4 separate regions of the Homo sapiens genome follow, and all the other regions are linked to region 4. A link is a loop called in an ENCODE intact Hi-C map of the cell type or tissue named here. Cell type or tissue: ascending aorta. All regions are shown on one strand. Region 1 has its middle 130 kb from the start of NHS. Region 2 holds the start of LOC124905251 (a long non-coding RNA gene). Region 3 overlaps NHS (NHS actin remodeling regulator). Region 4 overlaps NHS (NHS actin remodeling regulator).

Region 1 (8,000 bases), 450 kb before region 4:
CCATTCTTTCATAAGCATTTTTTTAAAAAAACTAAGTTCCAAAGTCTAAGGGCTTTATTATATCATTTAAGGATGCTTTTGGTTGCAAGTAACAGGTGACCCAACTAAAATGGGCTTAAACAATTAGATAAGCAGGCTCTAGGGCAGAGTTAGTGGCTCAATGACATAGTGGCTCTAATTCCACTTCTCAGATCTTCTCTTTGATTTCCCTCTTGGTTCCAAGAGGACTGTGGCAATTCTGGGTGTTACACACAGGTGACAATTTCCAGAGGCAGAAGAAAAAAAGAAACCTTTTTCATGAGCAAGGGAAACCTTCCCAGAGACCTCCATTGGCATTCTCTAGGTCTCAGAATTGTCTAACATAACAATATCTAAACTAGTCATTTGTCTGGCCAGACGCGGTGGCTCACGCCTGTAATCCCAGCACTTTGGGAGGCTGAGGCAGGTGGATCACCTGAGGTCAGGAGGTCGAGACCAGCCTGGCCAGCATGGTGAAACCCCGTCTCTACTAAAAAATACAAAAAATTAGTTGGGCGTGGTGGCACATGCCTGTAATCTCAGCTACTTGGGAGGCTGAGGCAGAAGAATTGCTTGAACCTGGGAGGCGGGAGGTTGCAGTGAGCCACGATCGTGCCATTGCACTCCAGCGTGGGTGACAAGCATGAAACTCCGTCTCAAAAAAAATAAATAAATAAAAGTGAAAATAAAAACAAACAAAAAAAAGAAACTAGTCATTTGCAAGGGAAAGGCTAACACCCTGATTGGCTTTGACCAAAAAGTATTTCCTCCCTGGTTCTGGGGAGAGGTGTGGCCTCCCCTGAAGGACATGGCTTCTACTTGAAGGGTAAACAAAAATCAGTGTGTTCTTGGCAAAAAGAAGAGGATAGAATGGTCATTGGCTGGACAATCCACAGTGTCTGTCACAGTGCTGTTTAACTTAGTGCTCATTTTGAATGGGCAACCTGATCTTTTATGGAACAAGAGAGAAGGAAAAGCTTTTGCTAACATAAGTCATGGGGAGAAGTGACTTCTGAAATATCACAAAGGCTGATTCCCGAACAGTTGGGAAAGAAGCCAATGGTCAACATAAAGGGGAAAATAAAGAATAACAGCTCAAGGATGAGGGAGTTGAGCAAAACACAGTGTGCCGAAGAGGGCACTAATATAAGTTGGTGGCAGGAGGTGAATGTAGTGCAGAAAATAGAGTAAGAATGAGGCATAAGGATTAAATAGGAGCATGATTACAGAGGAGGAGAATGGCAAGTGCATCACACATACTCAGCAAGATGGCAAAAGAAAGACTTTGAAGGGGAGTGGGATGCAGGGAGGGGCAATAAGATGAGGCCAAAATATTGAGCTGCTCATCTGTGCTTGGCATGTGCTGGTTACTTAAAGTAGGTGCTGAGCTGCTCTGCTTGCATCCCATGGTCCTTTCAGAATGCTTTGGCCCACTTCCAACTGCAGGTGATGGAGCCTGCATGCCTCAGGGCTCATTGCTGCCCCCTCCTACCTGCTAGACAGTGTGAAGGTTGAGGAATTAACACCCTCCTGGCGTAGCCCTCAACTAATAACTCTTAGGAATTGGGATGTAAATACCCCAGTTCCCTCAACTCTTGTTTGAGATAATTCTGATTTAGAGGGTTTGACGCTGTTTCCCAGAGTTTTCCTGCAGGATGAAATCAGTTGCCCACTGTGGTAGCCAGCTTACCAATGCCCTCTTTATGGGCTGTCTCCCTTCTCTACTTCGCTTCTCCCACTTCCCTACCAGTCTACTCTGCACCTCCCAAATAAACTAGTTGCATCTGAAGCCTTTTCTCATGATCTGCCTTATACCCAGTTACCACAACAACCCTAAGGGTAGTAGGTATTATCAGCTCCAATGGATAGGTAAGGTAACAGACTCAGGCAGGTCAAGGGACCTTCTCAAGCTCATTCAGTTGGTAAGTGGCAGAGCTCAGATTGAAATCCAGGTCTGTCTGGCAAAAGCCCATTCTCTTTCCCTAATAACAATTTGTATCTTGGTGATATTGAACAAGACGCTAAAGCAAAGACTGGAGGGCCTGGATGAAGCTAAGAACTGTGGGACTGCTGTGCCACATGTCCACAACCTGTTCTAGGCAGCAGCTGGTTGCTTTAGGATTTACATCTATCAGGCATTTTCAGGCCAAAGTTCAAGAAGCCGAGGCAACATGTCTGCTTGTAAGCATGGTGAGATGAGACAGACCAAAGACCGTAGTCACCCACAGTGTATCAGAGGACCCATAGAAGAACATGGACCCTGATTTCAAATTACAATCTGAACCAGAACTAAGATGAGAACTCAGGGTCTGACAGACCATTGCCTATAGCTTGGACTACATGGAAGAGCTTTCCAGGCAAGAATGTGACCAGTGAAATATATCATACATGGTTGACCATTGAGGCAGTTTGATGGATGGGTTAGAAGATGGATTTTGGAGTCAGACAGATCTAGATTAGAATCTTATTCCATCACTTCCTAAATTTCCGTTGTTCTGGCAGCTCCCCACCTCCAGAACTTAAATGTCTCTGTTTCTTTCCTAAGGGCATTCACTGACATCACTGGAGACTGCTCAGCCACAAGTAGGTACAATTCAGAATCACTGGGTGGGTTAACACCCCTGGGGGAACTCTCAACCAATGAGGAATGGGAGTCAGTGGATACATGCTGCAGCCTCTCCATATTCCAGTGAGATGATTCTGAAGGTTTTTTTATTCCAAAAAATTTTGATTTCTCAAAGGATCCCCAGCAGAATTGAGCCTCTGTTGCCCAGAGCTCTAACCCACTCATTAACGCACTTATTCATTGGTTTTTGTCCCATCCCTATGTCACTATTACCAAGTTGCTTAATTTTCTTAAGCCTATGAAATTCAAATCACGCCGTCATCACAGAGTTGCTGTGAGGATGGAAAGAGCTCCTATGTGTAGAGTGGTCTGTACATAATAAGCATTCAAATAAGAACATGGTTATTATTGATTCCTTGTTTTCAGCGGTTAAGCTCCATCTCTGCAGTCCCAGTTCCTCCACTAGGTGGCAGAATATCAACATTCATTATCCATGGACGGCATGTCTCTTAGAGTAAGTAAAATAATTAGAGACTCTGAGGGACCATGGCCAGTGTGACATAAGAAGGGCAAGCCTATGATTAAAAACAACCCAAATAAAGAAAGTGGTGCCCTGAAATTCCAGCCTCAGTCAGATCATTGTCTGATTTACGGCTTTGAAAGGTAGAGACTGTTGGATGAATTCCCAAAGCAACATGGGGAACCTGTATGAGAGAAGCAGGTGGAGTCTGTTTACAAAAAATTACTGGGTGCCATTTTCCCATGCCTGGGGTAATCCCAAGTCATGGGAGATGGTGGGGGAATGGCAAAGAGCCAAGGAAAACCCAAACAATCACACAAACAAAGTAGAACTTGGAAAGGGTCAGTGTGATCCTGTGGTCAGTTTTGGGGCAAAAACCTTACAGGATTATTTGTTATTCCTTTTGGTAAGATGTTTGTATCACTGGACAAATCATACTAGCTGAGGATTCATCAACTCTCCGGTTAAAGAGTGGGAAGGACGGACCTTTATCCACTGGCTTCCATCCCTCCTTGGGTGAAGGTTTACCCTGGGGTATTAACTTCACCATACATGCAAGGAGTTAAGATGCAGGCATTTAAGGCAGGAAGCTATTGGCATGTTAGAAACTGTCTACCACACCTGCTGATGAATTAGGTGGGAAGATGAGATATGGGTTGGGGGCATCAACAATGACTGCTACAGCAGTGCTTTTCAGAATTTAGGGTATATGCAAATTACCTGAAGATCCTGTTAGGTTGTGGATTCTGATTCTATAGATTTGGGTGGTGACTAAGATTCTGCCTTTATAACAAGCTCCCAGATGATGGTGATGCTGCTGGTCCATGGACCATATTTTGAGAAGCAAGGGCTAAACTATTCTTTAAACCAGTCTTGCTATTTATTTTATCATCCCACATCATTGTTAACCCAAACAACACTGCAGGTACTAGGACCCTTGAGCTTTGGTCTTTCCCTCTCTGGACTTTCAAAATGGGGCGCTTGGCTTAGGTGAGCTATTCCTAATTGGGATAGTAGATGTTGGGAGGATAGGAGAGAGGAATTTTTAAAATGGCATTTCAATATTTAGAAAACACTAAGATTTTTTTTTAAGCTACAAAAAAGTAAAGTAGGAACAGATCTTCTGAGCTGGCCAAGATCCACAGAGGGCAACTCTAGTTTCACATCTCCTGGTTTCCTGAAGGTGACCTAGAGATTTTCATTTTTACATAAAGGAAGGTATTGGTTCTAAAAGGTTGAGAAAGACTGGATTTGAAAATCCATAAGACCTCATTCAGGTCTAATATCTTTACACTGCATTTTATATAACCTATTATATTGTTATATCAAATTGCCAACTAATGTCTGTCTTCCCCATTGGCCTAGAAGCTTCTCTAAACAGGGATTCATCTTCATCTCTATCACCCACTATAGTGCCTGGCACATAGTAGATGCTTAGTAAATCCTTGCATGTGTGCATGAGTCTATGGATTTCTTAGCTCTAAAAAAATTGTGATGCTACGCACGAGGTTGAGCTACACTCTGCCTTTTCAAAAATGTCTTTCTTTCTTTTTTTTTTTTTATTGATCATTCTTGGGTGTTTCTCGCAGAGGGGGATTTGGCAGGGTCATAGGACAATAGTGGAGGGAAGGTCAGCAGATAAACAAGTGAACAAAGGTCTCTGGTTTTCCTAGGCAGAGGACCCTGGGGCCTTCCACAGTGTTTGTGTCCCTGTGTACTTGAGATTAGGGAGTGGTGATGACTCTTAAGGAGCATGCTGCCTTCAAGCATCTGTTTAACAAAGCACATCTTACACCGCCCTTAATCCATTTAACCCTGAGTGGACACAGCACATGTTTCAGAGAGCACCGGGTTGGGGGTAAGGTCAAAGATCAACAGCATCCCAAGGCAGAAGAATTTTTCCCAGTATAGAACAAAATGGAGTCTCCTATGTCTACCTCTTTCCACACAGACACAGCAACAATCTGATTTCTCTATCTTTTCCCCACATTTCCCCCTTTTCTATTCGACAAAACCGCCATCGTCATCATGGCCCGTTCTCAATGAGCTGTTGGGTACACCTCCCACACGGGGTGGCCGCCGGGCAGAGGGGCTCCTCACTTCCCAGAAGGGGCGGCCGGGCAGAGGCGCCCCCCACCTCCCAGACGGGGCGGCGGCCGGGCGGAGGCGCCCCCCACCTCCCTCCCGGACGGGGCGGCTGGCCGGGCGGGGGCTGACCCCCCACCTCCCTCCCGGACGGGGCGGCTGCAGGTCGGAGGGGCTCCTCACTTCTCAGATGGGGCGGCCGGGCAGAGACGCTCCTCACCTCCCAGACGGGGTCGCGGCCGGGCAGAGGCGCTCCTCACATCCCAGACGGGGCGGCGGGGCAGAGGTGCTCCCCACATCTCAGACGATGGGTGGCCGGGCAGAGACGCTCCTCACTTCCCAGACGGGGTCGCTGCCAGGCAGAGGCGCTCCTCACATCCCAGACGGGGCGGCGGGGCAGAGGCGCTCCCCACATCTCAGACGATCGGTGGCCGGGCAGAGACGCTCCTCACTTCCTAGATGGGATGGCGACTGGGAAGAGGCGCTCCTCACTTCCCAGACTGCGCAGCCGGGCAGAGGGGCTCCTCACATCCCAGACGATGGGCAGCCAGGCAGAGACGCTCCTCACTTCCCAGACAGGGTGGCGGGCCGGGCAGAGGCTGCAATCTCAGCACTTTGGGAAGCCAAGGCAGGCGGCTGGGAGGTGGAGGTTGTAGCGAGCCAAGATCACGCCACTGCACTCCAGCCTGGGCAACATTGAGCACTGAGTGAATGAGACTCCATCTGCAATCCCGGCACCTCGGGAGGCCGAGGCTGGCAGATCACTCCCGGTTAGGAGCTGGAGACCAGCCCGGCCAACACAGTGAAACCCCGTCCCCACCAAAAAAATACGAAAACCAGTCAGGCGTGGCAGCGCGCACCTGCAATCGCAGGCACTCGGCAGGTTGAGGCAGGAGAATCAGGCAGGGAGGTTGCAGTGAGCAGAGATGGCGGCAGTACAGTCCTGCTTCCACTCGGCATCAGAGGGAGACCGTGGAAAGAGAGGGAGAGGGAGAGGGAGAGGGAGAGGGTCAAAAATGTCTTTCAAGATATTTTTTGATCTATATGGTACTAACCCCTTTGAGGTTTTATTGTAATGGAATTCTAGCCATATACAACTCTATGTCCAGAATTTAATAACCCTATTAATTAATGAGAGCTGCTCCAGGGCAAGTACCATTTAGTGACATCTAAATGACTATTCTTTGGCAGAAGAAATGGTTGAAAATGGTGCTTTAGGCTGGGTGCGATGGCTCACCCCTGTAATCCCAGCACTTTGGGAGGCCAAGGTGGGTGGATTGCCTGAGCTCAGGAGCTTGAGACCAGCCTGGGCAATATGGTGAAACCCCATCTCTATAAAAAATGCAAAAATTTGCTGGGCATGGTGGTGCATGCCTGTAATCCCAGCTACCTGGGGGGTGGGGCGGCTGAGGTAGGAGGATCACTGGAGTCCAGGAGGTTGAGGCTGCAGTGAGCCAAGATCGTGCCACTGCACTCCAGCCTGGGTGACAGAGTGGGACCCTGTCTCAAAAAATACATAAATGAGAAAGGAAAGAAAGGAAAAAGAAAGAAAATGGTGCCTTGGAGTAAGAAACATCTGCCCTGGTTTGCCATGGAAGAGGAGTCTGTGGAGTATATTTGGATGGGCTTTGCCTGATTGAGCTTGCCAGGGAGAGGCGGAGGCACCACTAATTACATGTCTTGCATTATGGGTTGAAAGTAGATACACAGAGCAAATGCTCTGGCCCACAAAGCCCCAAAATGCGATGAAAGCAACGTAGACTTCAAGTTCATTTTCAAAATTCCCAGCAATGCAGAGCAGAGCCAGCTATATGATTTTTCCTCTTGTTTTCACGTGGCACTTAAGACACAAAAGAATAAACCAACTGAAGATCTGAAAATCAACTTGCAAATCCAGAAAAAAAAGTGGCAAAAAATTATAGAAAGTGACTATGTTAACATGTAATTTTTATTAATTAGTAACTCTCTTGAGCCCTTGCTGTCCTTGAACTAGGTCAGCACCATTGCTTTGCTTGACTTTATGCAAACTTGATTACACTCAGTTAAAAATTGCTCTTCTCCAGGTAGGTCTCAGTTATATGACAGCCAAAGGGATCTTCCTAAAGGGAACTTGGGAGGCTGAGGCAGGAGAATCACCTGAGCCTGGGAGGTCGAGGCTGCAGTAAGCTGTGATCACGCCACTGCATTCCAGCCTGGGTGACAGAGTGAGACTCTGTCTCAAATAAGAATAATAGTAATAATAATAATAGAAAGAAAGGAAGAAAAGTGGTAGAAGCAGCAGGCACAATGAGAAACCCAAATGGGCAGTGAATGGGTTAAGTGAGCAGCCCTGCCTTGAGGTTCAAAAGAGAAACTCTATAATTACAGAATGGGGAGGCCAGCTTAGCAGCAGCCCATAAAAGTAAAAGCTAAGAGGGTTCAGACAATCTCAAGAAGCCAACAATGAAATGCAGGTGCCCAATGGCTAAATATCTGCCCAGTGGCAGAAGTAGTTGGACTACATTTCCCAGCCTCCCTAGCAGTTGGATGTGGCCATGTGACTGAGTTCTGGCCAACAGAATGTGAGCAGAAGTGAGGTCTTCTATTTCCAGATCTGGTCCATAAATATTGTCCACACATGCTCCTGTATATTTTTTCCCTTTTTATCTTTGTTGTTGTTGTTGAGACAGAGTCTTGCTCTGTCACCCAGGCTGGAGTGCGGTGGCACAATCTTGGCTCACTGCAATCTCCACCTCCCGAGTTCAAGCGATTCTCCTGCCTAAGCCTCCAAAGTAGCTGTGATTACAGGTGCACACTACCACCCCCGACTAA
Region 2 (8,000 bases), 850 kb before region 4:
TGCTGTGATGTTTCCTCCCCACTGTGTTCCTTTCTTTGGTGAGTGATGGAAGAAACTCTCCTTTTCCCATAGCACATTGATAAGGTGTTCAAACATAAGGAACTGCAACAGCAGCTCGTGGATGCCAAACTGCAGCAAACGACACAACTGATAAAAGAAGCTGATGAAAAACATCAGAGAGAGAGAGAGTTTGTAAGTTCTACTTCTTAAAAACAAAGACATTATTGCCAACATTGTAACTGAGGCCATTTGAAACATCAAATTGTAACCAAGGCCGTTTGAAACATTTATCTATTCTACCTTTAATGTAGCACCTGGGGGCATGCCAGCTGGTGTTTTGCTGTAGATTGAGAAGAGAGTATGTGGTGTGTGTGTGTTAGAAAGCATTTGGCTGTTTATTTCTATTTAACCTTTTATACAGAAAATATACTGGAAAGATTATACCAAATCAGTGGGAAGACCTGCACTTGTTGTTTTTCTGTGCTTAGAATATTTAGTTCCCATCTTAGATAATGGTCATCAGGTTCAAGAGTTGTGTGCTCACATTTAGCATGTTAAATTTGGTGATTCAGTTTAACAACAAGCTTACCAAGCCACAGCTCTCCTATATATGATTACATTTTGTTTTCAAACAAGTAACTTGAAACTGGGGAAGTCATTTATTTACTTACTCTGGTATAATTTTCTGATAAAATTTAAACAGAATTCTCTACCCTAATCACTCAGCATTGTTGCCAGTGTATGCTCAGATTCTATTGCCTGTCAGTAATTGTGAATACAGTGGAATCTCATTGGGTATGTATATTACCATGTGCAAATTCAGCTAAGTGCTTATCCACAAGGGAGAAATGATTGCAATAATGCAGACTGTTGCATCCACAGCCCTGACATGAGCACAGTGTGAAGATTCAGTTCCTGAGTGGCCCTCGTCATGCGGGCATGTCACACTGAGTGCATCTAGGGTTTAGAGAGACATGTTTTTCACAGTGTCATCCTTCCATATGAACTGACAATAGTATCCAGTGTTCAGCTGAGAAATGGTTATCATTTCCAAAGTTGGAATATAAATTTTATACACACACACACACACACACTCATATTCATTACATGTGTGTACTTTCTGGTTGCTTCAGTAGGACTTTTCTAGGCTTCTTTGGACTATGTGTGATATTTTACTTCAGGGACTGAATTTCACAACTGCCTACTATGCAACTTTGTGATTTTCTTGAAAGCACAAGTACTATATATAAATGAAAATGTCCACCCCCTCCCCGCTTTCTAAAAAAGTGCTCAGAAACCAGGTCTCAAGATTGATTGCGTTGCTTTCCCCATACGCTTTCACTCTGCCTCGTCTTGCCTCAGGGAATAGCGGGGCTTTTCTAAGTCACCCAGATAATATCAAGATTATCAGCCGTGTTCTCTGCTAATACTGTACATGTAATTATTTTCACCTAAAACACAACAATTTAACTCTGAGTTTTAGAAACCATATTAGGCCCCCAGGGTACTTTTTCTGCTTCAGCAATAAAAAGATTGTTCCTGCATTCCTAAGTGTTAACCAGTGGGACAGATAGAAGATACAGGTAAATGGCAATTTGTGGAACAGACTGTTTCATCTGTAGACCTGTGGTTCTTGCTAAAATAGAAGGATGAAGCCTAACTCTGATCATTTGATATTTAGTCCTGCTTGTAATTACCATTAGCATTTTGCCAGAATGTTTCTGTTTTCTAGTTATTAAAAGAAGCGACAGAATCGAGGCACAAATACGAACAAATGAAACAGCAAGAAGTACAACTAAAACAGCAGGTAACTTCACAGCAGGGGATAGTACAATTTGTAAGAAAAATCTGTGGTTCCTTTGATTCTGCATATCTTCAATCTCCTCTAAGATGGTTTTGCTTTTTGCTTTTTCCCAGCCAGAGCTGACCAGGACTGAGGCAGAAATCTCATGGCCCTCTTGGTATTTTCCACTTTATTTAGGTTAACTACCTCATCCCAGTTTGCCCAGCACTTTCCTGGTTTTGGTACTGAAAGTCTCGTGTCCCAGGAAATGCCCCGTCTCAGGCAGCCTGGGACGGTTAGTCAACCTGTCTTCAGTGACCCTTTCTAAGAGCCCAGATAATTCCTCCCTTTTTCAGTCGGTTACACTAAATTTCCCACTAAAGGAAAACTGATACATCTGCATATTTTATTTATTTTGTATCAAGTTGAACCACGTGAAATTGCTAAACAAGACAAGAATATGTCCTTGGCCTAAAAAAATGGCAATTTCATATAGTGAACTCTAATATCTTTAGAGTTTTGTGCTATAAGCACGTAAGTTGTTTTAAAAACTACATATAGCTGGGTGTGGTGGCACGCCTGTAGTCCCAGCTACTCAGGAGTCCGAGGCGGCAGGATCGCTTGTGCTGGTGTTTTTCATCAGGGCCCTCCCTCTTGTTCATTCCAGACCCTGTAAGTGTGTCCTGCTGTGATCTCTCTCTGTGGTTGCCTTGTGTGGAATGAGTGTAGGAGGAGTTAGCTCCTTAAAAAAAAAAAAAGGTACAGGAAAGACTTGCCGTGGCTTTACAGATGGGTAAAATTAGGCATTTCTACCTATACATTCATCCTTTTTTTCAGTTAACTAGATTACATTTGGCTGAAAGAAGTGTTACTTAAAAGTTTATCATATAAGTTTTTGTGAAGACTCTAGATTAGCTGTAAAATAACACTGAGACCTTGAGACTGGCATGATCTTCATGAGCACCTCTTTGGAGTGCTGCTTTTCTTTGGGAACATCTTACAATGTGATGAATTTAAGGTCCTATAAAGCTAGCCTAACTTAGAGTGAATATTCAAGAGGTGTCAGATATGAGGAATCTTTGGAACCGAAGATCATGCCAGAAAGCTTCTAGGAGATTTGAATCTCTTACTTATCAGCCCTATACAGTCAGTTGTCCATGTAAATAGAGATGAGAATTGATGTGGAGAAGGTACGAAGTCTCCAGATGGCTTTGGAAGATGTTCCTGAACGTGGGTGTCATTGACAATGCTGCGGAAGTCACCAGAGGGCCCTTTTACCAAGCCCCCAGGCCAGCTCCAATTCTATTGTACTGTCACCATCGTAGCTTCTGTTGTCTGTGATCTGTACCACTCAGAGTCCTCTTATCCAGTCACTATTTGTTTCCTTTGCTGTCACCTCTTGTTTTCCTCTAAATGTGGCTGTCCTTCCCAAGCATGTCTCACCTTCTCTGCCCTCACCATGTCATTTCCCAGCATCTGCTGGTGTAACTCAAAGTCTTTGTGCTGTCTTCACCCGCTGTTTTGTAATCTAGCCATGGAGGTCCATGTGTGATAATAGTGGCCACTTATTGGCTACCCACTGGGCCAGCACTGAACTCTCACATGGGACAGTCTTTATTTGGATGTTCCATTTTCAATAAAAGTGGACTGTGCCTGCGAGGCGCAGTGGCTCATGCCTGTAATCCTAGCCAAGGCGGGCGGATCGCTTGAGCTTAGGAGTTTGAGACCAGCCTGAGCAACATGGTGAAACCCCATCTCTATAAAAGATACAAAAATTAGCCAGGTGTGGTGGTGTGTGCCTACAGTCCCCTCTATTCAGGAGGCTGAGATGGGAGGATTGCTTGAGCCCAAGAGGGAGGTCGAGGCTGCAATGAGCCGTGATTGCGCCACTGCACTCCAGCCTGAGCGACAGAGTGAGACCCTAAAGGACCACATCAAAACTGCTGTAACTTCTAATGTCCCTCAGGCACTAATACTGCTCCCTCCCTCTGCGTGAGCACCACTCTTGCCCCAACTCCAGGCCTGTCATGTCAGAGGCCCCGTCAGTGTCTGCTAACAAATCCTGTGTGTTCTCCAGGTCACCCTGCATTTCTCTTCCTGCTTTGTCCTCATCCCAGGCCAGGCCCTTGTGCAGATGTGGCTTGGCCATCTCACAGGGACCTCGTCTAGCCTAACAAGCACAAGGTCACTGTGAGATGACTAACTTTCAGTTGGCTTCTGCGTCCACCACACCACAGTGCGTGCTGCTTAAGTGCTTCCGGGATGGCCCGTCCCCCTGCTGGCTGTGGCTGGGCGGGCACCATCATATTCCACCCTGCCCTGCATCCTGTGCGCTAGGTGGTGCTGGTGAATATTCTGCATCCAGCACTGCTTATGCTGTTTCTTGGCCTCTGAAGATCCTTTATTCTTCTCTGCTTTTCTTATATCTATCGTGTGATCTTGCCCAAAATACTTTATTCCTCTGGGTCTCTCTCTGTTCCCCTATCCTGAAAATAATGTGATTATGTTGGATAGTCTCTGAAAGGTTCCCTCCTGGTCTAAGATGAACTCATTCAGCTCACCTATGAGGGCCAGCTCAGGCCTCCCACATGAAGCTTCCCCTAAGTATCCTGAGCCTCAGTGTGCCCTTCCCCGTATACTTCTCTGGACTCCTTTCTAAGGGGGAGAAGATGGTGACTCCATTTTATATTTTGCTTGCCTTGTTGGTTAGCATTTTTCCCTCATCCTTAAATAAAAATTCCTTGAGGGTAGGACTATGTTAAGAGTAGATCTCTTTACGTTTTCTTTTAATTTTACTCTCACCGAATTCTTCTTCCCCAACCAAACCAATTCTTTGGCTTCTGTTGCATTTTCCTCCCTTCGTTAAGGAAAGAGATACCATTGCTATCAAACTAAGAACTCTGCAGGTGGTATTCTAAAGGAATGATCTTTTCCCAAGGACAGTTTTCACTTGGCAGGAGAGGGGTAGTTGGGCGAGCACTCCACATGCATGACGTTTATAGTCACCACATCCTTCAGGCTGTGTTATGACCAATGGGTGGAGATCTAATATTAAAGTCAACAGAATGTCCTCAGTTTTAATGCATTTCTGTGGGTTGTCAGAACTTTAGCCATCTATGTCTGGTGTCCAAGGATTGGATGTGCATTTGTTCGTATTTCTATCACTTGTAATAAGTAACCATACTACGTTCTTTTGAAAGTTTGGGAACTGGAATTGTTTGCATGGAACTCAGAATGTTTCATACTTTTTTTCCTATAGCTTTCTCTTTATATGGATAAGTTTGAAGAATTCCAGACTACCATGGCAAAAAGCAATGAACTGTTTACAACCTTCAGACAGGAAATGGAAAAGGTATTTACATATTTTTAGTAGAATAGTATATCAAATGGAATTTGTATAAGCTCTTTTAAGTGTGATTACTATTTTGCTGAGTTTCCTTTGTTATGATACTGTCTTCATTTTCTCTTTAGTGATCCTCCAGTGGCATTTTTGGTCATTTTGCCCTCAATGTACCCCAAGTAGCTAATGTTCTCTATGCTCTTAGAATTCTACCTTTATTATAGTGAAATCCTATATTAAATGCAACTTGTTAGAAATAAAGTGGTGGTTTTTTTGGTGTGTTGCTGTTTTTTGTTTGTTTTAACCACTTTAGAGGATCATCCTCAGCCCTCTCATAAAACTCTGTGTCCTTGGAGATTAACTATTGAAAGACATCCAAGCCCAGAATAATAATCATATATTTTGGTTGGTTGATATATCAGTGTTTCTACCTTTTTTAGCTTCTCTGTTTTTCTTATCTTTACTCCCACTGAATTCTTTCTCCCCTGACCCAACCAATTCTTTTGCTTCTGTTGCATTTTCCTGCCTATGTTAAGGAAAGAGATATCCTTGAGATCAAGCTAAGGACCAAAGTATATAATTCTATGCATATCCAGCCAGCCAGCCAGCCTTATTTTACTTGGCATCCTTCCCTTAAAAATGGGGGATTTAAAAACATAGCGTTGGGTTGGGGAGAAGTACAGTAGTGCCTGGCACTTTGTTAGCATTCAGTAGATGTTAGTCATGACTATTATTAGATCTCACATAGTGGTGGAGACCGTGCGCCCTGGGTTAATGTCCCAGTTGCATCATAGAACGTGTGACTATGGACAAATTGTTAAACCTTTCTGTTCCTTCACTGTTAAAATTGGTAACAAAAACCTGCCCTTCATGAAATAGAGTATTTCAGACAGTGCTTGGCACATTAACATGTACTCAGTTACCATGTGGCTGATTGGTGCTCAAATTACCACCTCCAGGTATTTTTAGACCTGGTAATCTGGAGAATTCCATGAGCAGCAGATTCGTTCTGCCTGCCAGTCCTTTCAGTTGAGGCTGCAATTGAGGGGGCGCTGTTAGGCACAGTGCAGGTGATAGCTGGACGCCAGCACAGACTCACTGTTGAGGTGGAACAGAGAGTTCCCGCCTCCTGGATCTGCCATCCTTCTGGTCCTCTGGGACTGGAACACATTCCTCTCTGTCCGTGGCTGCAGAGATCACCATGGGTCAGCAGTCAACCTAGGTCTTCCACCAGCTCTTCCCATGGCCTTTGTCCCGGTTTGCCTTGTGTTACAGTTTTGTGGGTAATTACCCAAGGCACAGGGCACTGGCTCTGTCTTATCCTTGTTTCCCTTAACACCACCTGGCTCAATGCCCCGACCTGGATCAGAGCTGGTGTGCAGTCAACAGTAGATGAAGGCATATTGAGAAAGTAGCTAGCTACAGGCATGGATAAATGCATCCTGAATTTCTGAAAATTGTGTTCTGGTAGCATAGGTTTAACACTTCCCTGATTTGGGGACCCACTTTATCTTTAGCAAAATCTGAAGTAAATCAGCCTCACGAATTGTGAGGATGACCAAAGCTGAGGTATTAACTACTTTTATCTTCTTGGTCACTGGAGTCTTACCTGAATCATGCTGCCTTGAGTTCTGAAACTGATGTGTTCTTGGAGGTTGTGGTGGAGTGTCAGTTCTTAATGTCTTGTGGGGCTGAAGATCGCTGTCCTCCCAAGAATCTGAGGAATTCGTTTAATGGACAGAAAACTCAGTCATGGGCATTTTTTCATACAACTTAGGGAGAAGGAGGGCTTGTCTCTCGCTACCCGGAGCTGGGATGAAAGCTGCACTTCAGCCTTAACTGAGTTCAGAGTGTGGTGGCTGACAGCTTCCTCCATGTGCTGCTGCCTCTGAAATTGAGGAGATTAAATTTGTTTTTCTCATAATACAAACCCCCTTCTTTGGTTCCACCCTAGGAGCTTCTGAGATAAGCTCTGCTACCGACAGGCAGGCACAGCTACTTCTATAAAGACACACACAGCTGTCAGCTGGGTGAGGGAGGTGCAGGGATGGGGGAGGGGAGGGGCACAGAAACATTTTTGTGTACTGGGACAGGGAGTAGAGATAAGGAAGGGAACTTAGAATTTAAATGTGCAATTGTATTCACAGATGACAAAGAAAATTAAAAAACTGGAAAAAGAAACAATAATTTGGCGTACCAAATGGGAAAACAATAATAAAGCACTTCTGCAAATGGCTGAAGAGGTGAGATGGTTTCCTGCGACTAAGGTGTAGTCTTAGTCATGGGGACTCCTTGAGTTCAGGTACCTATCGGGGCCGGGGACGTGTGCTGTAACACTACTACCATAGTTGAGGACTCCAGCCCGCGTTGGGGCGGGGGTGGGGATGAGTTGCTGGGTAGAATCTGTGACTTCTTTCCTGGCAGTTAGGTTAGGGACAGGGCCCTGAGTGAGGGGCTGAGCTTCCTACCACCCAGTTAATCAGCCCAGGCTTGTGTCGGAGATAGCATAAAACATCTAGATTTTGCTTTCTTCTACAGCAGTGATTTCTCAAACTTGAGCTTGCATCAGACGCCTGCTTGTTAAGACCAGGATTGCTGGGCTTCTCCCAGAGGCTGAGTCACTAGTTCTTGGGGGCGGAGGCAGATAATCCGCCTCTCTAACAAGCATGCAGGTGATGCTGATGCAGCATGTAGGGCCTTTCTAGCTTGACTTATTAGGCTTTCAAAAAAAGCAACAAAGTACGTTTTGCCTGTTTTATATAACACTTCAGGAAAGAAAGAAAACGCTGGGGCACATGTGTACAAGAACCTTGTTCTCGGCTGGGCACAGTGGCTCACGCCTGTAATCCCAGCACTTTGGGAGGCCGACGCAGGCGG
Region 3 (8,000 bases), 150 kb before region 4:
GCCCTCCCTTGGCTTTGTGCTGCAGCCACGCTGGCCTATTTTCAGGCCCCCACAGGGCCTTTGCACAAGCTGAGGTGCTTTCTCCAGCCCCACCTCACCTGCTTAGTGCCTCAGCATCCTGCCAATGGCCCCTCAAGCTTCCCCAGGGAGGCTTTCTCTGACCTTCTCCAGCCAGTGAGATTCCTTTGTTGTTGACCCTCCTTCTTATCCTCATAGTGCTTTTTGCCCTATGCAGTTATATATCCAAAGTGTGACAATTGGATTAATGCGTGTCTCTCCTGCTAGACTGTAAGTTTCATGGAGTGAGGACCCATTCATTTGTGTTGATTCTTGTCTCCCCAGGAGCTGGTATCTAGAATGCACCCAACAAATATTTGTTGGTGAAGCCAGTGGGATCCTTTGCAGCTCCATGCAGTGGTTCACACCCCACATAGACTCCTAAAATATGACACTGGAAAATGAAAACTTTTTAAAATTGTTTTAAATATATAAGAATTCAGCTCTGAATGTCTAGATAATTGGTAGCATGAATTGGCCCTCGAGGTCAGGAAGACTTCTTTGCTCTGGTTTTAATTAGTGCAAAGCGGAAGCCATTTCTATGTAAATGAATCAATCCATCGAGGCACACTTCTTTAGCCCTGATTATATGCCAGGCACTGGACCGGAGCCCCAGGAAACAAAGATGAATGATATAGTCCCTGCCCTTGAAGGGAGGAAAAGCAGATGGCTGGTCCCTGGAGACCTTCCTAGCAGTAAAGAATTCAGTAACAGTATGGACGATGGCACCAGAAGTGTGCCTTGAGTTTCGTATCAACCTCAGTGCTCCCCTCACTGTGCATTTGAAGGCTTCCTCCTTTACAAAGACAAGAGCAAATTCAGAGAGCCTGAGACGTCACCATGAGATATGGTCTATAGAATGTCTCCCAGGAAGGGATGAGATCTTGGCCCTTCAGTGAAAATGCCAACATTATTGGAAGAAAGCCCAGACCAAGGCAGGGGCTAGGGCTGGGGTTCTGGAGTAAACTAACTGGCATATAATCAGGGCTAAAGAAGTGTGCCTCGATGGATTGATTCATTTACATAGAAATGGCTTCCGCTTTGCACTAACCTGGGTTCAAACCCTGGCCCGGCCACTTACTGGTGGGCAACTTGGGCCCTTTTCTTAACTTATCTGAGCCTTAGTTTCTCATCTATGAAATGGGTATAATAGCTTCTACCAGTAGAGCCATGGGGAGGAATAAATAAAATCCTGAGTGTGAGGCATTCAGCACAATGCCTGTAGTATAGAGATGCTGAATCTATTGTTATGATGAGTATTAGCTCTGCAGAGCAGGGCCTACCAAAGACCTACGTGGATTTTTCTATAATGAACAACAACCATCACCAGAAAAGGCCAGTAAGTTGCTGGCAAGTGTCTGCCCCGCCCACCACACAGGAGTGTGGGGGCAGCAAAGACATGGGAGAGGGCCAAAGCTCTTAGAGAAGTGAAAGTCATTGGCATGGCTCTATATGGAATCGTCTCCAGTGTGTGAGTCTGTGTGCTTAAGTCCTTTACAGATTTTTCGGCAACCTTTTTTTGTAAGGTTGCTCGTTGATTTTTATTTTTTTGAGTGAGACAGGGTTTTGCTCTGTCACCCAGGCTGGAGTGCGATGACACGATCATGGCTCACTGTAGCCTCGACCTCCCAGGCTCAAGTGATCCTCCTGCCTCAGCCTCCCAAGTAGCTGGGATTACAGGCATGCACCACCACGCCTGGCTAATTTTTGTATTTTTTCTATAGAGACAGGGTCTCTGTATGTTACCCAGGTCTTGAACTCCGGAGCTCAAGCAGTCCACCTGCCTCTGCTTCTCAAAGTGCTGGGATTACAGGTGTGAACCACTGGCCCTGGCCTTGTTGACTTTTAAAATTATGACTTTTAAAGCAATCAGGGAATAATCACTTTCAAGTACTGAGCACAAAGTGATGACTCCTGCTAGGAAGATGGACAGGGCTGGGGTCATAGGCATGGTCTTGGGTCTTGGAGAACTGAGTTTGCTTCCTGACACAGCCCTTTGGGTCCCATGACCTTGGGCAGCCCCCACAGCCTCTCTAAGTCTTGCTTTCATGGCCTGCACTATGAGGTTAATAGTAATGCCTATTCTGAGGGCTGTTTTGAAGATTACATGACATAAATACAGAAATGTCTAACACTATGTCCAATAAATTGTTGTTTCTCTTCTCTTGCCATTAATATGCACTTTTCTTGAGCAAAAGTCTTGTCAGCACTTAACAGAATTAATTACAAAACCTAATTAAGGGAGTCTATAAGTGTGATATTTTACTGTTTTCTCCCTTTTGATGATGAGTTCTCTAACCTACTGAGAGGAAGAAAGCCTTCTTCGGACTGTTGCCTGAAAGGTCATTGTGTGTGTGTGTGTGTGTGTGTGTGCATACACACGTGTGTCTACTCTCACATTAACACACTTTGCCCAGGATGCATTCATGATGCCCTGGCAGCCAGTGGGTCTTTGGAAGGAATTCATAGGATTGAGACTATGAGTTGATTTCATGAGCAGAAAATTGTATATTTTGATGAGAGAACATTAGAGAATGCCTCCTGAAGAAGAAGGTCACAAGGAGGCCAGTGTGGTTAGCGATGCCTGGGACATTGATTTTGGGAAGTAATGCCATGTTTTTCTTCCCCCAGGCCTATAGCTACCTTTGCTTAGCCAGCACACGCCCTCATGTTGGAGACCTAGGTGGCTCTTGGTGGATTTTTGTGTTGCTGTAGCTTTCCTGTTTTGAAAGTTAGGGACAAGAGCTCAGAAAGCAGCAATGTCTTCAAAGAGAGAAGTTAAAATTCTAGTTATGACTCTAATGACTCTAGTGGCCCCATAAATGGCAACTCCCCAGGGTCTATGGCTTCATGAGAGACCCTTGGCCAAATCCACTGTGGGGTTCCAAAATTTAATTGTATGGACTCTTCCAAGCATAAAGGCAAGTTTATAAAAAATCATTTCCAACAATTTCCACAGGCCCTGGTTGTTTGATTCAGGAACTGAATAAGTGCCCAGATTCATGTTCAATGTTTGTCCTTGCTTTTCTAGCAGATGCTATTGGTGCCCACCCACAAGTTCTTGGCATCTGGTGTCCCAGTGCACACCTGGAGAGTGTCCTACTCCAAGTGTCTGCAGTTCTCTTCCTGAGGGCTTTCTGTCAGCCTTCGAGCAGGGCAGGCCCAGAGTGCCTGGGGATTAATGTTCCTGAACAGCCTTCAGTCAATGAAAGATGAGAGCTGGAGAATCAATACCCTAGCTTCCTCACTTCTCAGGTGGGCCAGCTCTGAGCTGTGTACTACAGTGTCTCCCAGAGTCTCCAAACAAGATTGAACCTCAGTTGCCTGTGGCAGAAACCTGTTTCATAACCTACCTTTATAGCTTCCTTCCCTTCCCCGTCTCACTTACCCCCTCTCCCACTATGTTTCCTGAAAGCATCTCCCAAACATATCCCACCATTTCCTCTGACCTTGGGGATTTCTTGAGATTTTGTCCCTCTTCTATAAAATGATGGTCACAGGTTGCTTCTGCTGGGGTGTGATAGGTGGATCAGGTGGAACAATGATTTGTTGCATGGGATGAACTGAGCATTCCAGGTCATCTAGAATCTCTGTGCCTACTAGAAGCAGTAAGGAAGGCCCTCTCCTAGTCACAACCAAAAGCACCCCCAACACTGCCATATACCTGTAGGGGGCAGCACCATCCCTAGTCAAACACCGCTAACAGATATTTCTCGTCTGCTCTAGTTTTGACATCCTAAGGTGAGTTGATTGATCAAGAACCTCAGACTGGGATAGCGCCCACCATGGTATATTTCAGTCTGGGGAGTGGTGAGGAGTGGCCGAATGCTAACTTTTTCTTTTAGAGACAGGGTCTTGCTCTGTCACCCAGGCTGGAATGCAGCAGTGTGATCACAGGTCCTCACTGCAACCTTGGACTCCTGGGCTCAAACAATCATTTTGCCTCAGCCCCCCAAGTAGCTGGGACCACGGGTGCCCACCACCACACTCGGCTATTTTTTAAAAAGCTTTTTGTAGATATGGGATCTTGCTACATTGCCCAGGCTGTTCTTGAACTCCTGGGCTCAAGTGATCCTCCCATCTTGGCTTCCCAAAGTGCTGGGATTACAGGTATGAGCCACTGCACCCAGCTGGTAACTCTTGAATAGATTCTGTATTGTCAGAAATAACCACTGACTTGCCTCCTTCCTGAAATGTCGAAGAAGGGAACATTTAACTCATTCCCTCTGCTTCCCTAAACTCCTTGGCCAAGTTCCCCCTTCATTCATTTGACAGGTCTTCCCTGTGTCTGTAGCTGGTGATGAACTTTAAAAACTTGCATTTGGGCTGGGCGCAGTGGCTCACGCCTGTAATCCCAGCACTTTGGGAGGACAAGGCAGGCGGATCATGAGGTCAGGAGATCAAGACCATCCTGGCTAACACAGTGAAACCCCGTCTCTGCTAAAAATGCAAAAAATTAGCCAGGCGTGGTGGCGGGTGCCTGTAGTCCCAGCTACTCAGGAGGCTGAGGCAGGAGAATGGTGGGAACCTGGGAGGCGGAGCTTGCAGTGAGCCGAGATCGCGCCACTGCACTCCAGCCTGGGCAACAGAGCGAGACTCCGTCTCAAAAAAACAAACAAACAAAAAACAAACAAACAAACAAAAAACTTGCATTCGGACCTATGTGTGTTCCAAAAGCACTGGCTCTTTCTTACAGCCAGCTCATCCCTGGGCAATAACATCTCCAGCTGTCTCTACCTAGTCAGAGATCCATGTGTAGAGTATAGAGGGAAGGAAAAAGTACTGGAAGGGTTGCTCCTTCTGAGTCAGAGTCAGATTTGTGATTTATTGATTTATTCCTGAACCATTTGTTGTTCTGCTAGTGGGGTGGTTTGGGATTTTCTCTTTCTTACAGAAAAGTTAGAGGAACCCAATAAATTGCTTCTTTTTCTTTAAGAAAATCTAAAAGTATATTCTTGTGTGGGCAAGATAGGTCTCACTTATGCCACACACCTAACCACTGTCTGACACGTAGGAAACTTTCTATAAATGGGTACTGTGTTGACTAATCAACAAGTTGTTCTTGTTCGTTGCATGAAACCTTTGAGAATGTTTCTTTGCAAAGCCTCTTTTTTTCCATTCTAAGACGGTATTTGAAGACCATGCTACCAGGCTTTTATGGTGTATGGTGAGTTGAATTTTTCCAGGAAGGAAACTTTTGGGGAATTCTAATCTTGATTTTCTATAAAGTGATTGAACTGTGGAGATAAATTGAAATATGAGTCATGAAATGTATTGAAATAGCAGCAAAGTCTTGCCAGATGGAAAGCAAAGCAAAGACTCTTGTCATGTCCAAGCAAGACAAAGACCAATTTACAAAAAAAGGATAAGTGGGGCATCTTCCTTCCATCTGTCCCATCTCGGGCACGTATATGGCACCAAACTTGAAGTGAAGTTTCTGGTAGATGTTTTGCCTGTTCTGTTAGGTTTTGGAATCAGCAAAACTGACCAGCTAAGTTCGATCAAAAGCACCATTAGGAGATGAGAGCTTTATCTTTAAATGTGATCCAAGCATAATGAACAATGAAATTCCTGTGATTAAAGGTTTAAACTGGAGCAAATCTACACCTAGAAGAAGACAGAATCTCTTTGGATGAGGAGGAGAAAGCAAAGTGAATTGGAAGTAAATTATGTAGCTGAAAAACTTCCAGTAATATGCTTCCTAGCCTGCCCCAGGCAGAGATAAGGACAGGGTCCTGCCTGGTGCTATCCTGAGCTAACTTCTCAAAAATCAGACACTTTGGAGGTGAATTTCTGTAAAAGGACAAAGTTGAACTTCAAAAAAGAAAAGTATCAGGTCCCCCCAAAATGGAGGTGGCCTGTTGGCTCAGCAGAGTGGCTAAGTCAAGTAGGAAATGTGGTGTCTGGCCTAGCAGTGACAGGAGACTATGTTGCATTAGGGGTTAGACAAAGGTCAGCAAAGCCAAAGGGTTTAAAAGAGGCGGGAGTGGGGACTGTCCTGCTCAGCTTCCTGACCCGCCAGGCTGATGTCAGAGGGTTTATTCAGATTTGAGGGCTTTTGTTTGGGGGGATTGGAGTGATTCCTAAGAGACAATGCCCGACTGGAGGCTGGGGGCACGCGACGCCTGAATTGAATTTGGGCAGTTGCTGAGCAGATGGGGATCAGAGGGGAAAACAAAAGGGAAGCTGTTCCCAGCACATCCACAGGAAGGGAGAATTGCAGAGCCAGCCACGGGCAGGAGGGCTTCCTGCTCAGCCTGGCTGTGGAGGCCTCCAGTGCCCCCATCTTGCGGAAGGCCAAGCATTCCCAGGGCTAGTGGGACTTTGGCTCTTTCGCAGAGAGGAGAGAGGGTGGAATTGGAGGCAGGTCAGGAGCATGAACTTCTTGAGTTCAGATTTCAGGTTTGTGCATTTCCTCATCTGCAGGCTGGCAAGGTTCCTGGACTCATATAGTCTCACACCCTCATTTTCAGGTGCGGGAGCTGAGACCTGTAAAAGTGCACTGCCTTTCCTGGACTCTGTCAGTGTCTTAGGTTGGCTTCCTCTAAAAGCAGACATGACATGAGGAATGGAGCAAATGCTCTTTGCTCAGGGGGGTCCTGGAAGCAGTGGTTAGGGCCTGGAGAGGTAACACAGGGACGAGAAGGAAGCTGACATAGGTGCACTAAAGAGTAGGCTCCCAGCGTGGGCAATTGGGGCTTCGTCCTGTTGGGGACCTCTGGGAAACTAAGCAGAACACACGTCAGAGTTTCCTGCCTAGGAGGTGAGGAAGCTGGGGTGTTCTTCATAATTCCTGCCCTTTGCTGATTGCTCCCAGAGATGTTGAGTCCTGGCACTTCTGTGCTCCAGTGACCAGAGAAAGCCCTCAGGGAGAGGGTCATAGGTGTACGGAGCAAGAAGCCATGAACACGTGCAAAGTGGGAAGGGGCTTCACCGGATAGATTTCTGGTCATGCTCTCATCAATTTCCTTAGCTTGTGGGGAAGCCAACCTTTCTGAGGCCAGGAAAGCATTTCTCTGGGTGCCCAATGTTGCACAGACAGATCAAAACCGCTTTTCTTTGCTCTTAAGTGGGGCGTACACTTCTCTTCTTCCTGGGAGCGCATTAGATGTCCAGGTTGGATGTACAGTGACTCTCCCTCTCTCCTGCTTCCCTGTCTAGCCACTGCCCTTGTCTTTCTGCCTCCCTTTCAGCCAGGCTTTTTGGCTTTCCATTTTATTTCCAGTAAAAGCCAGAGTCCCAAGCACCTACAGGAGTCTACATGATGGGCACATGCCCTCTACCCACATGCGTCTCTCATGACACCTCTACCATTTTTCCTCTTTCTCACTGCATCCCCACTGCATTGCCCCCTTGTTGCTTCTTAAGCCTACCATATATGCAGGGTCTTCCTTCAAGGCCTTTGCCCTTGCTGTTCCCTCTGCCTGGAATGCTTTCCCCTGAAAGCATGGCTCTGGCTCTTTCCTCTTTAGGAGAGAGTCATATCTTGCCTTATTGGTTAGTGAGGCCCTTCCCAACTACCCCATTTAAAACAGCACACAACCACTCCCTTTCTCTGTCCTCCTTCCCTGCTTGATGGTTCTCCACAGTCCTTAATGCTCTGCGACATAGCATATAATTGGTTTATTTAACTTTACACCATGTATCTGCTTCTCTGCTTGGCCTTTCTTGAATATAAGCTTCATGGGGTCAGAGACCTGTGTCTGGTTCACTGCTGTATCTCCAGTGCCTAGAATTGTGCCTGGCACATAGTAGATGCTAAACAAAATTATCGAATGAATGATCAGTGGCAATTAGAACATGTTTTCTCTTTTTCCTCCCTTCTCTAGCTCCTAGCACATGTCTGGGACCTTTCTGCCCTAAAATTGAAGCATCCCCAGGGAAGTTTCTCCTTGTGCAGTAGACAGAACAGAGGCTTTGGACCCTAGCAGACCTTGGTTGGA
Region 4 (8,000 bases):
GGATGTTTCCATTTTCAGCAGCGTCTTCCCTTCCCTCATGTTGCCCAACTCCTTTCACTCCTACAAGATCCCAAGGCATCATCAGAAGACATTTTGTGTTTCTCAAACCTGCCTGATGATAAAAATAACTTTTCATGTAATATAGATTACCAGGCCTTTCTTTTGGAAATTCTGATTCAAAGTCTAGGTTGATGCCCAGGAATCTGTGTTTTTGACAAGCACTTCTGATGAGCCTTTTCTTCAGATGAACATTAAGATAAATAGGAGGGGCTCAGGTTTTCCCCACACAAGAATTAAAGAGCCATGGCCACTTGACCTGGTTTCTGAGGGGCTGTCAAAAGTTACCACCCTAAGCCTCTGGTCAGCAGTGCTGAGGGAATGAGGGACTAGAAGAGTCTTCTGGTCTACCTCTTAGTCACCTTGGCCCAGCCCTGTATCCTGGCTCCCACCTTCCTGAAAAGACGAGCCTAAGGGAAGGGGTGCTCAGAAGCCCCTCTACTTCTAGGACTGCCCACCTGGCTTCTTGCCCATTCTTTCCACAGACATGCTTTCTGTTCTGTCCCTTCTCCCAGCTGTCATGAGCACATGAATTCATGGTCCTCTCTGTTGGGTTTGGTAACGACCTCTGCCCCATTGGGTAGGAGTTGACTTTTGCATGCAGGGAGAGCCTGATTTCTCAGTCAATCCCCCATTACTGAACCAGAGTGGAAAGAGATGAGACTGGGAGGTGGGGGGAGCAGGGTGGGCCCAGGACAGGAGTCTGGATCTGGATAGTGTGTCTGGAGGGTAAAGCAGACTGGGCCAGTTCATGCCATTCCCGAGGCTGACAGGCTACCCAGGTGCTTGTGAGGTCCTCTTTGCAGCCATTTCTTAGTAAAAATCCTCCTGGTTCCTAACATCTGCTTCCAGCAGAATTTCTGTTTAACTCATGGAGAGTTCCATCCTAGGATCCCTGTGTACATGAAGAAGATGAGAGTGAGTTAAATGCTGTGTTTGGGGGAAGGAAGCCTTCCTTCCTTGATCTCTTGGATGAGTTGCAAAAACTCATCTTGCATCTGCAGTTTCCCTCCCTTAATACTCATTACCTCTATGATGGTTTCTTTAATGCGTATGCTCACCCCTGGGTGAAACCAAGGAAGAGCAATGCTTTGAAAGATGACAGGCAATGGAGCCGGTAGGTGTAGGGCATGATAAGGATACCTTGGGGACGGGACCACAAGGGACAGAGGCAGGGCAAGGTATAGGCCGAAGTTCAGGTGGACAGCAGGGGCGGCGTGCAGAACTACAGCTCTGAGGCCCTGCGGCCAGAAGGCTGGAGCTGAGGCAGCCTTTCCATTCATCTCTGAGGCTTTCCTCCACATTTTTCAGAAACAGGACCCCCATCTCCACCCCCAAGCAGGCTAGCCAGGGGCTTGTCAGTGTTGATGAGCGACTGTGCCAAGGGTGAGGAATGAAGGTACGGAGAGGAAATTAGCTAGTCATAGGTAGACGGTTGGTGTCTTGGAGCCTCCCGTGCCTCGGCTCAGGGGCAAAAGTTGTCCCTATCAGTATCATAAATGCCAAACCTTTCTCCGGCCTTGAGTTAGTTCTTAATGTGAATGCAGTAGTCTGGACTTCCACTCCACCCAGACTTTACTCCTGTCCTCTTCCCCACCCCAGGGTTGGCCAAAAGCACAACTTAAAGCCACTGATGGACAACGCCCTGTTTCTTGTCTTGCAGCCGTCTCCAACCTGGACATAGAGAGTAAGCTGAGTGTGTACTACCGCGCCCCGTGGCACCAGCAGCGCAACATCTTCCTCCCAGCCACAAGGCCACCCTGCGTGGAGGAGCTGCACCGCCACGCCCGGCAGAGCCTGCAAGCCCTGCGCAGAGGTGACAGATCCTGGGCTTGGGGGCTTTTGCGGGAGACAACTCGGAGGTTGTCCCATCCAGGTGTCCTCTGTCCCATCAGCCCCAACACACCCCCTTATTATAGCAAGTACTTTGAAATGCTCCCGTTTCTACCCTGAAATGAAATCCATGGGTAATATGCCCAACCCATACACATAAGAAAAAATAATATTATGGTCTAAATATGATAATAAAGAGAAATTAAAAGGAAATTATTGATAATAATATCTATTTCAATATGCAAATGCTCAGGCATGACCTCACTAGAAGACATCATGAAGCAGTCAGATGTCTGCACTTGTCAAAAGCAAGTCTGGATTAAGTACAGACCTTCAGAAACTATTCCGAGGGGCAGGAGGGCATGACCATAAAAACTGGTACATTCAGTATATATTAGATATGGGCAAAAAATAAATACTTTGGATTAGAATGAAAAGGGAATTTGGCTTGACTCATAAATAGGCACTAGGTTTTTCCCCTATAAGAGATTCTGATGGAACATTTAAAATTGTGTGAGACCTGGGACACATTTTCATTGACCATCCTCTGCATTATGGGATGGCTGTCATCTTTGGCTCCCATCCAATCATTGTAACAATTAGAATGATCCCCTAGAGGGCTCTTCTGCTTCTCTTGAGAACCAGTGATCGGTCTAATGCCCCCATTCTTTAGTGGGACACGCGGAGGCCTAGAAAGGTGAGGAAACTTGCTCAGGGTCACACATAGCAGGTTAGGTGTGGTACCAGGACCCAACCTAAGCCTCTGAAATGCCTGCCAGAGCTCTTTTCCTCCTTGCCATACACTGTGTCTCATGGAAATAGGTACTGATGTTTACATGTCTCTCACAGTCCTGAGAAAGCTAGAGATAGGCTCATAGCAGTCAAAATAGGAATACAGTTTTTTCTTACACTGGTTGCTTTTCAGTGCCTTAAAACCATTCTAATTAGGACAAGGGGAATAAAAAGTAGCTTCATTGTTTTAGAGCCCCCTAAATTGGGTATCAGAAGGGGACATGTCAGCTTTTTTTGGCCTTTAGATTCTTGCTATGGAGATAGATGGTGTCTACACATTCAATGTCTTTCTTCCAAATTCCCTACACTCTTTTAAGAAATGGCATTTTGCAAAAGTATTAAAATGCAAGTAAAATATTTTAATGTCATTATCAAAGTGGAGAAACAAAATGGTGATATTGTTTTCATCTTATTTATTCCACATTTGTATAACTCCTGCCTTTTCCCCATCCTTATCTTCAATAGTTTGTTGCCTTCAATTATCATCTTTTTTCCCTCCTCATCTTTTTTCCCTTCCTCATCTTTTTTTCCTTTTAATGAAAGAGCTAACCTCCTAATATCCCTAAAGCAATTGTTTCTAAAAATTTTCCTTGGTTATTAGGGGAAGACATTGTGACACTTACAATGAAGAGTGATGATCAGTATCCTGTAGAAGCATCTTTGGCATACTTACCATTCACTTCAATTTTATAGTTGGCTAAGAAGTTCTTTTTTAACTTAAGCCACCTTCTGAAAATCTTTCTTTCCACACTTGCCATTCCTTTGCAGCCTGGATTAGGCACCCTTCCCATAATATCCTGTGCATCCTCCCATCCTGCCACTTAGAATCTTATAATCAACCACTATGGGCCTGTTTTACCAACCAACCACTAATAAGCCATTAATCTATGAGCAACTCAAGGGCAAGGATGATATCTTATTAATTTATTTTATTCAAAGCACTTAGCATGAAGCTGACATATAGTAGGTCCTCAATGAACATTTGTGGAACTGAATCAAGTTTTGCAAAAAACTGGTTGAACATTGAGGGCACAGGATGACTATAAAGGAATCTGATCGTTCTCACCAAATCCTTTCTCAGGTCCCATCATTAGAAATCTTGGGTAACATTAGCCCTTTAGGTATAATTATTTTTATCCCTTTATTTTATTAATAAGTCATCCCTGATTAGGATTTTATGGATTCCACCAGATAACACCAAGCTGCTCGTAAACTATCACATTTCACTGCTTTGTCAGGTTTAGACTTAAAGCAGAACTGAAGAACAGCAAGTGCCGATATCAATTTTCTCTGAACTTCCTCCTGTGGGGCGGTGAGAGAGGGATGTGGGGCCTCCTGGGGTTTGGAAGGAAGACTGTGGAGATGCGTTTTACCCTCCACAGACTGGCTTGTTTTGCGGTTGGCTCAATAGCATATCTTGGGTGTAGTAGTTTTAATAGCACTGCAGAGAGCCATAAACAAGAATTATAGCCATCATGGAATTAAAAACATGCAGTGTAGAATTAAAATTAGAAAGTGACTTTTTTTTTAACCTTGTCCAAGAAACACAATAGCATACTGCTGTATTCATCAGCATAATCTGCTTCTGCCATCTGGTGGCCATGAATAATACTGACCTATCAGACAACTGCCATGCTCAGCAAATGCTGCAGTGAGCATCCCTGTAGGTTCTCTATTTGGACAGCTGGAATAGCCTTGCTTCCACCATGAGGGAGTGGATAATGAAACACAGACAAATGAGGCTGTGGTGACAGCAGCTCTGTGCTTCTTTTGGAGGTGAGACTGTAAGGAGAGAGCTGGAGGACCAAGATTAAAACCTAGAAATTGGCTGCCTTCAAGATCTGCTTGATAGCAAACCCCCCAACAAATTTTATTGAAGGCAAGGGAGTGTTGTAGAACCTAAGAGTCAAAAAGCAATAACGTATGCTGCCCACAAGGAATCCCTGGTCTAGTGGAGAGACAGACAAGTAACCAGGTAATTTCAATACAGTGATAGGGAGGCTAAGAAGAAATGTACCAAGTCATTTCATAGAGCTTCAGGGAGGGTTTTGTGGAGGATGTAGCATCTACATGTATTTCAAGTTATTTAGGCTCTGATTACTTTTTTTCCCCCTTAGTAATTCTTTAATGCTCAGAGCCAGTAATGGCTTTATGTGATGCTATCATTTATGTTCATAAATCATGGAGAGAGAGATTCATAAGCAACTATAAATAGATAATTATATTTTATATTTCCTTTCCTTTCAAGTTGGAGGCTGCAGCATAAGTTTCATTGGTCTAAGGGAATAAGGAGCAAGATTCCACTGCAGTTTCAGGCTGTAGTGGACTAATGTTCTCCCTACCTCAGCACCAGAAAAAGGTATTATTAGGGAGCCATTAATCTAGCCTGCCTACTCCCAGCCTAGAGCAAAGAAAGATATATGTTTAAGATTGTGTAGGAGGGGAGCGATTGAATGGAAAATTGAGTTGATGTCTCCCTTCCAACTACTCCCCTCCTTTCACTTCTTCCTAACCAGTAACACCTGTAAGTGACTCTTCTGTACGGATTTAAGAATGTAAACACTTTTCCTTGTGTTACCCATTTAGAAAAGCCCACTGTTTGCTTGCATAATGATGGTGGCATTGGAGGTGGGCACTTTAACAAGGAAGACATTTATCTTAAACAGCCTTCGGATAAACATTGACTTTGGAGGCAGTTTAGCAAAGACTACCTACATGGTTTTGAAGACTTTGCTCTGATTGCTTATGGGAGCCAACATTTGTCAGAAGAATCCCAAGCAAAGGGAGATGGGGAATACTATCACATCTTCTAGACACAGACACTACGTTCAGGCAGCGAGGCACACGGACAGCCAAGTCAGACATGGATAGAATCAGAAAGTTCAAGAGTGCTCAGTTCCTAGTTTAGGGGGCAGCACATTGAATGGGGCAAAGAAAATGGAGCCAGCATTGGGCAGGCCTGTCAGAAACAAGTAACAGGACCTAGAAAAGCGCATGGCAGTAAAGGCACCCACCACAGCCCATTCGAAATACAGAGAAATGTAATACATTCTAATTTTAAAAGACTAGACTTTAATGAAAGCATAAATTCACTCTCAGTCACTCAGCAAACATGTGATGTAAATACTCCCAACATGAGTTATTTCCAGGTACCAACAGTTGAAAAATGGACTCACACAAATTCCTGAATATGTAGCAATCAGCTCCCCTGAGCCAGTGACAGCCAGCTCCCGTACCCAGTGGGTGGGCCGGGCAGCTCTGTTTTGTCTGTGCCTACTTTCCACTCCAGTACTGATGGCAGCAAATCTTCCACTATGTTCTCAACTTTTGTTGTTGTTGTTGTTGTTGCTTATGTTGTTTTGAAATAAGTCACACTGAACTCAGAAGTGAGCCCTCTTGTACAGATTATGAGATGGATCCACTGAAATGTATGCATCCAATTTCATATTAATAGTAAGTGAAAGTTCAATTAAAAACCATTCTGAAAATCTTATTTGGTATTCAAATTAGCTAAAGTAATGAAAACTCACTTTTTTTTTTTTTTACAGCCTTTTGCTAACACTCCCAAGGGGAAAAGAGAAATTGAAAATGCCAAGTGTATTTCAGTATTACTGCTTTTTCTCCTTCTCAGAACACCGGAGCCGGAGCGATCGCCGAGAGCAAAGAGCAGCTGCCCCCCTTTCCATTGCAGCTCCTCCACTGCCAGCCTACCCTCCAGCTCACAGCCAGAGGAGGCGTGAGTTTAAGGACCGTCACTTTTTAACGGTAAGTTTGGTGGCCACCTGCAGCCCTATGCTTGCTGCTGAGGAAACATCAGTTTGTCTGGGAGTCAGTTTCCTGCCTCCCAGTGAGAGAGGCTGGGCTGGCTAAGAGCTCAAATCATGGGCATTTGGGAACAAATTAATTTCCCTTCCTTTCATTCCTGAAAGAAACGCCTCTTTTTTGGAATACAGACATATTTTTTAGTTAACTGGTAGCACAATGCAGTAAAGCAAGAATAATTACAGACTAAAATCAGGAAAAAAAATACATACTTCAAACCTCGGTTCTTCTGCTTGCAAGCTGAAGGATTCAGGATAGGTTACTTATGTTCTTTGCCCTCAGTTCCCTCATCTGTAATATAGGGATATTAATAGTACCTGGTTTATAGGGCTAGAGGATTAAATGAGATAAGGCATGTAAAGTGCTTAGCCCAATGACTGACTGATACAGAGTAAGACCTCAAGAAATGTTAACCACAGCTGCCACTACTGTTATTACTGGTAAAGTGACAGCATGGCTGACTTGGTGGGGTGAACTGGTAAAGAACTTAAGTGATACGAAAAATTACCATTTGAAGAGTAATCATGTCATCATTTCATGCTTTCCCATTCTCCAAAGGAGGCTAGTTCTCCAGGGTAACTTAATACCATGGTGACGTCATCGCCTCTGGGGCTTTCAGCCCTGACCAGATGGATGTGGCTGTAACTCAGCCCAAGCCCTCAAGCATGGGTCACAGATGATGAAGCTGAGCCCATCTCAAAACACCTGCAAATACTATCAGCAGCCACTACAAACACATCACCGCAGATGTGCCTTCTGGGGCCTCAGTGGGGACAACTGAGCACTTTGTGCCTCTGAGCAGGCATCATTGAAGTGAGGGACTATGGCTTTTGTGACCAAATCAGCCCACACTGCCTGTCTGAATGTCTGCATTCCTGCTGTCTTGTCATTCTGGTTCAAGACCCAAAGTCTAAAGAAGTTACAATAGTGTGGGTACGAGTTAAGGTTTTTATTAGAAATTAAAATTGCGTGTATGACTCTAAATTGTGCACTCTTACGGCTTTTACAATATGCAAGAGAGATGCAAAATATTTGGGTCACATGGTGCCAAATATCCAGCCAAAAACAGACTTTATCTAAATGAACCCACATGATATAACATCCAGATAAGACCTTGAGTGATAATGGACAAAATATAAAAACATTTTTCCTATTTGTAGCTGGACTGCAGGCAGGTCCTTCAGTGCTCATCAAGTGCACACTGAGCGCCGTGTTGCACTTACTACATTGCTGCACTGCAGCCCAAGGATAAGAAAAGGAGACAAGGGCCTCTTAGGGCTTTCTAGTTCTTCAGATAGAGCAGTTTCACATGCTAGTGATTTGTCATAAAGCAGAAGTTCTTAAGCAGCTCAAATCTGCTTGCTGAGGCATTTGCTTTTAATGAGGCATTTTCTGCATAAAAATGCTAAAATATTTTCCCATTCATTATAACATGTTTTATGGCTAATTAAGTTGGTTTTCTTGGAAGGGGGAGGTGAAAGAGAAGAATTTTGAGC

Evidence for each region. Hi-C counts contacts between places; a loop is a spot of excess contacts. Peaks named below come from ENCODE experiments on the same cell type or tissue, not always from the same donor. Only the 100,000 strongest peaks of a DNase experiment are listed, where the experiment ranks them.
Region 1: it touches region 4 in a loop (11-fold over the local background); 82 of 110 quality-filtered maps call a loop at or near these places.
Region 2: it touches region 4 in a loop (5-fold over the local background); 10 of 110 quality-filtered maps call a loop at or near these places.
Region 3: it touches region 4 in a loop (5-fold over the local background); 45 of 110 quality-filtered maps call a loop at or near these places.

What each region holds. Positions count from the first base shown.
Region 1 is chrX:17,239,630-17,247,629 of GRCh38, forward strand. No RefSeq gene overlaps it. Among named protein-coding and RNA genes, the nearest start is that of NHS, 130 kb to the right of the region's middle. In ascending aorta, a CTCF peak has its summit at 3,043 (motif pointing right); a DNase peak (open chromatin) is centred at 3,072.
Region 2 is chrX:16,832,551-16,840,550 of GRCh38, forward strand. It overlaps TXLNG (taxilin gamma), which reads left to right. Exons shown (of 10, transcript NM_018360.3): 6 at 73-192; 7 at 1,733-1,807; 8 at 5,043-5,135; 9 at 7,271-7,366. It overlaps LOC124905251 (a long non-coding RNA gene), which reads right to left and starts at 7,275. Exons shown (of 2, transcript XR_007068399.1): 1 at 6,733-7,275; 2 at 2,176-6,310. In ascending aorta, a CTCF peak has its summit at 4,071; DNase peaks (open chromatin) are centred at 4,034, 5,861, 6,186 and 6,475; H3K27ac peaks cover 1,731 bases.
Region 3 is chrX:17,531,693-17,539,692 of GRCh38, forward strand. All of the region lies in intron 1 of NHS (NHS actin remodeling regulator), which reads left to right. All of the region lies in intron 1 of LOC101928389 (a long non-coding RNA gene), which reads left to right. Among named protein-coding and RNA genes, the nearest start is that of NHS-AS1, 23 kb to the right of the region's middle. In ascending aorta, a CTCF peak has its summit at 3,729 (motif pointing right); a DNase peak (open chromatin) is centred at 3,744.
Region 4 is chrX:17,686,022-17,694,021 of GRCh38, forward strand. NHS (NHS actin remodeling regulator) reads left to right here. Exons shown (of 9, transcript NM_001291867.2): 2 at 1,721-1,873; 3 at 6,314-6,447. Among named protein-coding and RNA genes, the nearest start is that of SCML1, 47 kb to the right of the region's middle. RefSeq lists a silencer at 4,295-4,354. In ascending aorta, a CTCF peak has its summit at 4,295 (motif pointing left); a DNase peak (open chromatin) is centred at 4,310; H3K27ac peaks cover 355 bases.